2 separate regions of the Homo sapiens genome follow, and region 2 is linked to region 1. The links are chromatin loops, found by intact Hi-C in ENCODE. Cell type or tissue: heart right ventricle. All regions are shown on one strand. Links, peaks and the distances in the headings refer to the core of each region. The heading gives the core; the rest is flanking DNA.

Region 1 (2,913 bases), core at 277-2,776:
GAAACCTTCCAGAATGTATTAGGGATTTGGCTTTTATCCACAGAGAGCTAAAACAAATGAGTGATGTGCTCAGATTTCTGGTTTGAATAGATTCCTCCAGCTGCACTGGCAGGAATGGATGGGGCTGAGCACAGTGGCTCATGCCTGTAATCCCTGCACTTTGGAAGGCTGAGGTGGGAGGATCACTTGAGCCCAGGAGTTTGAGACCAGCCTGTGCAACATAGTGAGACCCGATATCTAGAAAAAAAAAAATAGCTGGGTATGGTGGCACACACTTGTTAGAATAAACCCAGCTACTTGGGGAGGCTAAGGTGGGTGGATCACATGAGCCCAGGAGCTGGAGATTGCAGTGAGCTATAATCTCACCATTGCACTCTAGCCTGGGTGACAGAGCAAGACCTAGTCTCAAAAAATAAATAAATAAATAAAAAGGCCAGGTGCGGTGGCTTATGCCTATAATCTTAGCACTCTGAGAGGCCGAGACGGGTGGATCATCTGAGGTCAGGCATTTGAGACCAGGCTGGCCAATATGGTGAAACCCCATCTCTACTAAAAATACAAAAATTAGTCAGGCATGGTGGCAGGCATCTGTAGTCCCAGCTACTCAGGAGGCTGAGGCAGGAGAATCGCTTGAACCCAGGAGGCGGAGGTTGCAGTGAGTCGAGATCGCGCCACTGCACTCCAGCCTGGGCAACAGAGCGAGACTCCGTCTCAAAAATAATAATAATAATAAATAATAATAAAAGGACAGCCCACAGAATGGGAGAAAATATTTGCAAGTTAGTTATCTAATAAAAATCTAGTGTTCAGAACATAAAAAGAACGTTTTTTAGCTCAGGGCTAAAAAGACAAATAACCCTAATTTAAAATGGGCAAAGGATTTGAATAGACACTTCTCCAGAGAAAACATACAAGTGGCCGAAAAGCACATATAAATATGCTCAGCATCATTAGGTCTTAGGGAAATGCAAATCCAAACCACAAAATGCTGCACCCAGTGTGGAAGACAGTTTGACCATTCTTCAAAACCACACACAAGATTACCATATGATCGGCAATTTTACTCCTAGGAATATACCAAAGAGAATTGAAAACATGTTCACATAAAAACATGTACACAAGTGTTCATAGCAGTGTTTTTTTTTTTTTTTTTTTTTTTGAGATGGAGTCTAGCTCTGTCACCCAGGCTAGAGTGCAGTGGTGCCATCTTGGCTCACTGTAACCTCCGCCTCCCCAGTTCAAGCGATTCTCCTGCCTCAGCCTCCTGAGTAGCTGGGATTATAGGTGTGCACCATCACACCCGCCTAATTTTTTTATTTTTATTTTTTGTATATTTACTAGAGACGGGATTCCACCTTGTTGGCCAGGCTGGTCTTGAACTCCTGACCTCAAGTGATCCGCTTGCCTCGGCTTCCCAAAGTACTGGGATTACAGGCAAGAGCCACCATGCCTGGCCAATAGCAGCACTTTTTATAATAGCCACAAGGTGGAAGCAATCCAAATGGCCATCAATTGAATGAATATAAACAAATATCCACACAGTGGAATATTATTCAGCCATAAAAATAGATATAACATACTGACACAGGCTACAACATAGATTAACCTTGGAAACATGCTAATGTTTCATATGCCTATGATTCCATTTCTGTTAAATGTATTCTGTAGCGAATAGACAAATCCATAGAGACAGAAACTAGATTAATGGTTGCCAAGTTCTAGGAGTGGGGGAATAAGGAATGACTGCCAAGGGTTACAGGGTTTCTTTAGGGGATGATGAAATGTTCTGGAATTACGTAGTGAGGTTGGTTGTACAACCTTGTGAATATATTAAACATATTAAAAACCACTGAATTGGTATGTCAATTATATCCCAATTAAAAAGAAAACCAGGCATTGAGCCAGATTTGGCCTGCAGGCTGTAGTTTGCCAACCTCTCACCTAGACATTGAGTTTCATTATGTAATAATGCATTTACTTGTGTCAAAATTAGAAAGATCTCAAACATTATACAGGGAAAAGCCTCTCCTAATTCTTTTCTCTAGGCAAAGACAAAGCAGTCTTTGACAGTACATTTCACTGAAAATTAACAGAGCCCAGGTGGGATTATGGCTCATACCTATAATCCCAACACTTTGTGAGGCAGAGGCAGGCAGATTGCTTGAGCTCAGGAGTTCGAGACCATCCTGGCCAACAGGTTATACCTGTCTCTACAAAAAATACAAAAATTAGCTGGGTGTGGTGTTGTGTCCCTGTAGTCCGAGCTGCTCAGGAAGCTGAGGTGGAAGGCTTGTACCTGGGAGGCAGAGGTTGCAGTAAGCCAAGATTGTGTCACTGCACTCCAGCCTGGGTGACAGAGCCAGACCTTGTCTCAAAAAAAAAAAAAAAAAAAAAAAAAAAAAGAAAATTAACAGACATACAGAAAAGTGCACATAAGTGGACAGCTCCATGGATTTCACAAAGGGAGCACAGTCACATAATCAGCATCCAGGTCGGGAAACAGCATAACCAGCAAAGCCCCCTGAGCCTCCTACCAGTTACCACCCAGTCCCCTCCCAAGGTAGCCAACATCCTCGCATCCAGATGGCTTTCACTCTCCCTGGTTACAAACTGCTTTTCTTAACAAGCTTTTTTTTTTTTTTTTTTTTGAGACAGAGTCTTGCTCTGTCATCCAGGCTAGAGTGCAGTGGCCCAATCGGCTCACTGCAACCTCCGCCTCCGGGGTTCAAGTGATTCTCCTGTCTTAGGCTTCCAAGTACCTGGGATTACAGGCACCTGCCACCACACTTGGCTAATTATTGTATTTTCAGTAGAGACGGGATTTCACCATGTTGGTCAGGCAGGTGACCTCAGGTGATCCACCTGCCTTGGCCTCCCAAAGTGCTGGGGTTACAGGCGTGAGCCACTGTGCCC
Region 2 (2,913 bases), core at 306-2,805, 72 kb after region 1:
GTATCCCAGCTTAGGCAGGTGGGAGGGGTGTCCTCTCAGAAACTGGATTCAGGGCCAGGCACCGTGAGTCATACCTATAATCCCAACATTTTGGGAGGCTGAAATGGGAGTATCACTTCAGGCCAGGAGTTCAAGACCAGCCTGGTCAACATAGTGAGACTCCATTTCTATTTATATTAAGAAAGAGAGAGAGAAAGAGAAAAAGGGAGAAAAAGAGAAAGAGAGAGAGGGTTCAGTGGTGGCTTGGGCTTTGGAGCTTCTGATGCCACTCTTCTCCATGGAGGTGGTGGTAACCTGCGTCCTGTCATGTCTTCTCTACCCTCAGAGGACAGTTTTGTCCAGGAATTCCTCTCCAAAGACCCCTGCTTCCAGATTTCAGATAAGGTGAGGGAGTACAGGCTGGGGGTCTCTTGAGGGTCAGGTTGAGTTGGTGGGAATTGAGTGCCCTGGTCTGGTAGGGAGAGCCACTCACCTTCCATCCTTACCCCCTCATCTTTGCACACCACTTCCCACCATTTTACTGACTTTCTTTCCCTGCAGCAAAACCTCCCTGGGTGCAAATGAACCTGGGTGCAAGCCCCTCCTCCTCAGAGAATAACTAACCCCCCACCCCGATCTGTCTCTGCAGTATCTCCTGGCCATGGTGCTGGTCTACTTCCAGCGCGCCCACCTGAAGCTCAGCGAGTATACCCACAGCAGCCTGTTCTTGGCCCTGTGAGTGGTGGGGGCAGGCAGTGGAGGCATTTGCTGGAGGTGTCAGATGGGACAGGGCAGATGTGTGGCCTCTGCTCCCTGACCTTGTGCCTCTGTGGCTAGGTACCTTGCAAACGACATGGAGGAGGACCTGGAGGGCCCCAAATGTGAGATTTTTCCATGGGCCCTGGGAAAAGATTGGTGTTTACGAGTGGGGAAATTCCTGCACCAGAGGGATAAGCTTTGGGCACGGATGGGTTTCCGGGCTGTTGTGAGCCGCCAGTGCTGTGAGGAGGTGAGGCTGGGAGGCAACCTGGGGTGTGGGGAAGGCTGGGGTTCCCACCCCATTTACTGTCCACTCTGCTCCTCCCAGGTCATGGCAAAGGAGCCATTCCACTGGGCTTGGACTCGGGACCGGCGCCCCCACCATGGTGGGGTTCAGAGGGTCTGTCCACAGGTCCCTGTTCGCCTTCCCCGGGGCCCTGGCCTCTCGCCGCCCCACTGTTCCCCCTGTGGTTTGCCCCAGCACTGCAGCAGCCACTTGCTTAAGCCTGTGTCATCCAAGTGCCCTTCTCTGACCTCTGAATGTCATCGCCCTCCCTCCCAAAATTATCTCTCAAGGGTCAAAAACGCCTGGGGTGGGGACTTTCTCATCGTCTTGCCTCCCCAGATGCAACTGGAACCAGGCACCTACTCCCTCCGCAGTGAGTGCAGGATGGGACAGGAGCTGGGGGCTGGTGTGGGAGCTTGGGAGGCAGGAGTGAGGACCAACAATATGAGAGAGAGGGCCATGGGCCTGGGGTCGACGTGCTGCCCCTCCCGTGTGAGCTTGGCAGGTTTCTTCTCTGAGCCTCACTCTTTCCTCTCCCCAGTCTTCCCAAAGCCTCCGGCACGCCCTGGGCACTGAAGCTCTGCAGGGTGAAGAACAGCACGCCTGCTGGCCCACTGACTGACACACCATTGGCTGTGCTCCCACCCCTGCCCCTTCCTCCCAGCCTGCAGCTTGTGCCCACTCTGGTGCCAGTCCCCTCTAATAAATTCATGTCCACAGGACACCAACTGTGCTTAGGTCCTGGCCTGGTTCCTTGACCCAAGGTTGGGGTGGGGAGGGGGTATCTACCAGGGTTACAACATGTGAGCACAGGCTCTGTAACAGCTTGGCCCCTTCCCATTGGTGGCCAGTTATTCTGAGCCTCAGTTTCATCTCTGTGCTATCCATGCCTATGGATGATGAGATCTACACAGTCTAGATGGGATTAAATGAGATGAGGTATCTGCAGCCCTTAGAAGAGGGCCAGGGAGCCGAACGTGGTGGCTCACACCTGTAATCCCAGCACTTTGGGAGGCTGAGCCGGGTGGATCACTTGAGGTCAGGAGTTCAAAAACAGCCTGGCCAACATGGTGAAACCCCTTTGCTACTAAAAATACAGAAACTAGCCAGGCATGGTGGCAGGTGCCTATAATCCCAGCTACTCGGGACGCCAAGGTGGGAGAATTGCTTGAACTGTGGAGGCGGAGGTTACAGCGAGTTGAGATCATGCCACTGCACTCCAGCCTGGACGACAGAGTGAGACTCTGTCTCAAAAAAAAAAAAAAAAAAGGCCAGGAACATATTGGGAAACAAAACTTGAATGGAAGACAGCTCTTTATTTAGTCTAGAAATGCCTTCAGGGCCAGGTTTACTTAGGAATAAGACTTGATCCCTTCCTTGAGCTACAGTCAAATATAATATTGTAATTATAATAAACAACCCCCCTCCCCCAAGAGACATGAGGACTCAAAAGGGTTAATTTCTTTTTTTCTTTCTTTTTTTTTTTTTTCACATCACTCCTTTATTATACTGATCTGGAAAAAGATTTAGTACAGTTATGCTCAGATGAACACTGGACCCATGTGGCAGGGCCAAGCAAGTAGAACATGATTCAGAAATCAGTGAAAGACATACTTGGACAGGACCAAGAGGCATTTCACTGTCACGAAACAAGGCAGGAAGGGATTGTAATACCCACACCAGGAAGCACTCCTGCCCCTCAGAGGTCAAGGAGCTGATCCTATATTGGTATGAGGAATGGCTTATTTTCTGATGACTACATGTGGGACTATTTCAACCGCCACGAGAAACCCCAGAAGGGTTATTGTTTTGTATTATTTATATATACTATACTTCTTAAATTAAATGTAACACATAACTAAATTCAGGATTGATCCCAACCTTCTAGA

Evidence for each region. Peaks named below come from ENCODE experiments on the same cell type or tissue, not always from the same donor. Only the 100,000 strongest peaks of a DNase experiment are listed, where the experiment ranks them.
Region 2: a loop joins it to region 1, with 9 times the contacts of the local background. A loop is called at or near these places in 36 of 110 quality-filtered maps.

Annotation. Positions count from the first base shown.
Region 1 is chr11:65,099,390-65,102,302 of GRCh38, forward strand. All of the region lies in intron 2 of VPS51 (VPS51 subunit of GARP complex), which reads left to right. Among named protein-coding and RNA genes, the nearest start is that of VPS51, 4.6 kb to the left of the region's middle. RefSeq lists a silencer at 2,848-2,913. In heart right ventricle, for the core only: a CTCF peak has its summit at 1,467 (motif pointing right); no DNase peak of the experiment used is centred there; H3K27ac peaks cover 1,208 bases.
Region 2 is chr11:65,171,618-65,174,530 of GRCh38, forward strand. SPDYC (speedy/RINGO cell cycle regulator family member C) reads left to right here. Exons shown (of 7, transcript NM_001008778.3): 3 at 326-384; 4 at 629-714; 5 at 817-988; 6 at 1,067-1,397; 7 at 1,566-1,757. The coding sequence ends at 1,600. It also overlaps the pseudogene PGAM1P8. Among named protein-coding and RNA genes, the nearest start is that of SPDYC, 2.8 kb to the left of the region's middle. In heart right ventricle, for the core only: no CTCF peak of the experiment used is centred there; no DNase peak of the experiment used is centred there.